Regions from separate parts of the Homo sapiens genome. Here region 2 is linked to region 1. Evidence: chromatin loops called from intact Hi-C (ENCODE). Cell type or tissue: endothelial cell of umbilical vein. All regions are shown on one strand.

What was found. Hi-C counts contacts between places; a loop is a spot of excess contacts. Peaks named below come from ENCODE experiments on the same cell type or tissue, not always from the same donor. Only the 100,000 strongest peaks of a DNase experiment are listed, where the experiment ranks them.
Region 2: it touches region 1 in a loop (1.9-fold over the local background); 1 of 110 quality-filtered maps calls a loop at or near these places.

The regions. Positions count from the first base shown.
Region 1 is chr17:60,142,100-60,144,599 of GRCh38, reverse strand. No RefSeq gene overlaps it. Among named protein-coding and RNA genes, the nearest start is that of CA4, 6.6 kb to the left of the region's middle. RefSeq lists an enhancer at 1,514-2,023. In endothelial cell of umbilical vein, a CTCF peak has its summit at 1,529 (motif pointing left); DNase peaks (open chromatin) are centred at 1,539 and 2,289; H3K27me3 peaks cover 191 bases.
Region 2 is chr17:60,568,986-60,571,485 of GRCh38, reverse strand. All of the region lies in intron 2 of LINC01999 (long intergenic non-protein coding RNA 1999), which reads right to left. Among named protein-coding and RNA genes, the nearest start is that of LINC01999, 5.7 kb to the right of the region's middle. In endothelial cell of umbilical vein, a CTCF peak has its summit at 1,531 (motif pointing right); DNase peaks (open chromatin) are centred at 125, 475 and 1,535; H3K27ac peaks cover 1,194 bases.

The DNA of each region.
Region 1 (2,500 bases):
TTGAAAACAGCCTGGGCAGCATAGAGAGACCCTGTCTCTACAAAAAATAAAAAATTAGGGGAGTATGGTGGTGCACGTCTATAGTCCCAGCTACTCAGGAGGCTGAGGTAGGAGAATCCCTGGAGTCTGGGAGATCGAGATGGAGGCTGCAGTGGGCTATGAGCATGCCACTGTACTCCAGCCTGGGCAACAGTGCAACAGTGTGAGACCCTGTCTGTAAAAAGAAAGAAAGAAAGAGAGAGACAGAGAGAGAGAGAGGAAAGAAAGAAAAAAAGAGAGAGGAAAGAAAGAGAGAGAGAGACAGAGAGAGAGAGGAAAGAAAGAAAAAAGAGAGAGGAAAGAAAGAGACAGAAAGAAGGAGAGAAAGAAAGAAAAGAAAGAAAGAAAGAAAGAAAGAAAAGAAAGAAAGAAAGAAAGAAAGAAAGAAAGAAAGAAAGAGGAAGAAGGAAAGGACTAGCAGGGGTGGGGGCTCACACCTGTAATCCCAGCACTTTGGGAGGTGGAGGCAGGTGGATCATCTGAGGTCAGGAGTTTGAGACTAGCCTGACCAACATGGTGAAATCCCATCTCTATTAAAAATACAAAACTTAGCCAGGTGTGGTGGCAGCGCATGCTTCTAGTCCCAGTTATTCAGGAGGCTGAGTCAGGAGAATCGCTTGAACCCGGGAGGCAGAGGTTGCAGTGAGCCAAGATCATGCCACTGCACTCCGGCCTGGGTGACAGGGCAAGACTCTGTCTCAAAAAGAAAAGAAAAAAAAAAAAGAAAAAAAGGAAGGAAGGAAGGCAAGCAGAAAGGAAGGAAGGAAGCAAGCAAGCTCTTTCAGGGGTGTGTGTGTGTGTGTGAACTTCTTTTTCCTGATTACCCAAATAACACTTGCTCATTGTAGAACATTTGGAAAGGAGAAAAAGAAACATTATTCATAACCTTATTTCCCAGAGGCAATCATTTTACAAATTTGATGTATTTTTAAGAAAAAACACCTCACCTCAATCCGTGTTTAATTTTTCTGTGTCCCCTGCAGCCTTTATCTATATGCAAGCGCGCTATTGACATAGTGAACAATGGAGGGTCCTGCTTTTTAATGTCCACATTTCAGTGTAAACCTGAGTCCGTGTTACTGGGCAGCCTTTGCAACTTTCATTTTGTGGCTCCACAGTACACCCAGGTTGTATCATCAGCTCACTCCCCATTATAAAGAACATTGCAGCAAACGCCTTCCCGCTAGATGGACAGGGCCGCTGGATGGGCAGGGAACCTGGGAGTCTCAGCTCCTCTACCCAGCTCCCTACTGAGGGGAGCTGCCCTAACTAAGTTCATGAAAATAGTTGAGGAGTGCGGTGGGGGCTGGTGAAGGTCCCTTGGCGGCCAGTGGGAGAATCAGAGCCTGGAGTCCTCACTCTGACCTCTGATGTGCCTGTGAGATGGGAAATATGTGTGAGGTTGGGGGTGAGGTGGTTCTGAATAGATTTGCAGCGTGTGAGAAAAAAATGTGCTTGTGGGCGACTCCTCCCTGAGTGCCCTTGCACCACATTGGCGCCCTCTGCTGTCCCTGCTCGTCTAATACTTTGGAAGTTCTTTCTGTGTAACTGTAGACCAGTCTGTCCTTCCTGTCTCCTTTCCATTTAGGGGAAGAGTATCATTTAACAGCAATGAAATAGCATTCAGAGAATTGAAAAAAAACTCTTTAGGTCCACCCCAAACCCAGTACCCAGAACTTTAGCCTCCTTCAGGAGACTTCCCTATTGGAACTACTCTCTCTCTCTCTTAGATATTGAGTTGGGGGTTGGGGGGATGGGGACTGAGACAAGCAGTTGAGAATAAGGCAGCAGTTTCCCTGAAGACCCTGTCCTAGCCACTCCCTTCTCCAGGTGTGGCCCTGGGGAGGGATGGCTGTATTACAGCCCCAGAAAGAAGCCAAGCATTTGGCAGCTCAGCTCACCTCCTGCATCTGATAAGGGTGACACATGGGTACACGTGGGGTGGTTAGATGGGTCTTCCCTGCCCCTCCGTTTATTATGCAAATGGGGAAGTGGGGAATGGCTTTTTCCTAGCAAGTAACTCCGAGATTTCCGAAGTTTAATGAGCCTTGTGTGGTAAAGGATTAGGGGCAGGCCTGGCTTCATGGGGCAGGGGCTTGCATAGTTGCAGAGCAGCTGCACTTAGAAGAGCTTCACATTTTCTTTTTTCTTTTCTTTTTCTTTCTTTTTTTCCTTTCTTTTCTTGAGACAGAGTCTCAATCTGTTGCCCAGGCTGGAATGCAGTGACGTGATTTTGGCTCACTGCAAACTCCACCTCCCTGGCTCAAGTGCTCCTCCTACCTCAGCCTCCCTGGGATTACAGGCACAAGCCACCACGCCCAGCTAATTTTTTTTTTTTTTTTTTTTTTTTTTTGAGACAGAGTGTCTCTCTGCCGTCCAGGCTGGAGTGCAGTGGTGCGATCTCAGCTCACTGCAAGCTCTGCCTCCCGGGTTCACGCCATTCTCCTGCCTCAGCCTCCAA
Region 2 (2,500 bases), 430 kb before region 1:
TTTATTTGTGTCCCTTCCTGTAGCTGAAATTGAAATGTGAAATTGCTAGTGGGCAGAGAGGAGGAAATGAACCATTTCCCAAACCCAGGACGGAGCAACACAAAGGAAGAAACAGAAAAGGGCTGTAATGGGCTGCTGTGTGACTCAGGAAAGGTGGAGTCACAGATAATTTGAAGTTCCAAGTACTCTCAAAAGTTTCAGCAATTTTTCTGTCTAAACTCAGAAACTGGATCTCAGTTTTGCCCTGACATTTCTCAAAAGAAGATTTCAGGGATCTTATCTGAAAGTACTCCATATTTGAAAGAAAGGAATGCCTCCTATCTTTGTTTAAAATATTTCCAGAGTTTTAAATTACTACTCTTAGGGGTGGGGAGAAACAGTCATGATTTATATGTTTTTTTTCAAACAATAAAGTACCTATTGAATTCTCATATTATGTTTGGAATTTTAGTTTAGCGATTTTCCTGCTGAGTGTAAACTATTCTATGCAGTTGGAGAGGGGACATACTAATTACTAACTTCCCATCATTGCCCAGCACATGAACCTTTGTTCCATATACTTTCCCCAAATATTTTGCCATTACAATAGCTAGCAACTTGGATGTCATAACAACATGAATTGGAACAACCAACATTTTCTTCTTGATGTTAATTCTTTTGTATTTTTTTTTCAGACAGAGTCTTGCTCTGTTGCCCAGGCTGGAGTGCAGTGGCGCAATCTTGGCTCACTGCAATCTCCTCCTCCCTGGTTCAAGTGATCCTCCTGCCTCAGCCTCCTGAGTAGCTGAAATTACAGGCATGAACCATCATGCTCGGCTAATTTTTGTATTTTTAGTGGAGATGGGGTTTCACCATGTTGGCCAGATTGGTCTTGAACTCCTGACCTCAAGTGATCCGCCCACCTCAGCCTCCCAAAGTGCTGGGATTACAGGTGTGAGCCACCGTGCCTGCCCCCAATATTTTCTTTTGAATTATTATGTCATGATTAATTTGGAGGGAAGCAGAAAAGACAGGATAAAAGTCTTCACAGGGCAGGACACGGTGGCTCATGCCTGTAATCCCAGCACTTTGGGAGGCCAAGGCAGGTGGATCGCCTGAGGTCGGGAGTTCGAGACCAGCCTGACCAACATGGAGAAACCCTGTCTATACTAAAAATACAAGATTAGCCGGGCGTGGTGGTGCATGCCTGTAATCCCAGCTACTCTGGAGGCTGAAGCAGGAGAATCACTTGAACCCAGGAGGCAGAGGTTGCAGTGAGCCGAGATCGTGCCATTGCACTCCAGCCTGGGCAACAAGAGCAAAACTCCATTTCAAAAAAAAAAAAAGAAAGAAAGAAAAAGAAAGAAAGAAAGAAAGAAAGAAAGAAAGAAAGAAAGAAAGAAAGAAAGAAAGAAAGAAAGAAAGAAAAAGAAAAGTCATCACAGGCCATTTGGCTGGTTTGTGTGCTGAAGTGGACCCAGCTGGAGGGTTTGCTAAATCCCTGGGCTCACTCTCGTGATTATCCCATGACTGGTTGTTATCATGAAAACCTTACTAGCTCTGTCCACTAGGTGGCATTTTCAAAATAGAACGTATAAAATTATTTTGCAAGATCTGCTTTTGCCAAATTAGAGAATGATTCAAAGTTATAAGGTTGATGTCTAGTTTCAGAGAGGGTGCATCCTTTAGGAAGAAACTAGACCCGTAAGGACTCTCATCACTAGATGAGAAAGGTAGTATATTACATATTGCCAGGATGTAAGAGAGATTTCTGTTGCCAGCCCTCTGTTAGCTGCAGAGAATCAGATGTCGTCTGGGCTCATGTGCGACTTTTAATACAAATTTGGCAGAGGGTAGAATAGAGGTTTATTAGGATGCGAGGGAGAAAAGGGAGGGGCCTGTTATGAAGAAAGGCTGTGAACATAGAAGTCTAAAGGACACATGAAGAAAACTTTTCTCAGCTATAATAGTCCTGAACATTTTTCTTTTTCCTTTTTTTAGATGGAGGCTCACTCTGTCACCCAGACTGGAGTGCAGTGGCACAGTCTCGGCTCATTGCAACCTCCGCCTTCCAGGTTCAAGCGATTATCCTGCCCCAGCCTCCCGAGTAGCTGGGATTACTGGCACGTGCCACCACACTGACTGATTTTTGTATTTTTAGTAGAGACAGGGTTTCACCATGTTGGCCAGGCTGGTCTCAAACTCCTGACCTCAGGTGATCCACCCACCTCAGCCTCCCAAAGTGCTGGAATTACAGGCGTGAACTACTGTGCCCGGCCAAAAATATTCTTAAGAAATAGGGAGGATGTCTGGGACCCGAAAGGATTTTGTAAACTAGCAGTTAGTGATTTCAGAAACTGCTGGATCTCCCTCAGAGAAGGCCCAAGTTCAGGAAAATGTTGAAAGATACCCTCTGAAAGCAGCAAATGAAGAGCAGGGCTGGGACTAGCGCAAGGCAAGTGAGGAACCGGTCGTGCACAGATGCTCACCCACAGTGTCCTCCAAGTGCAGGTATATGGAA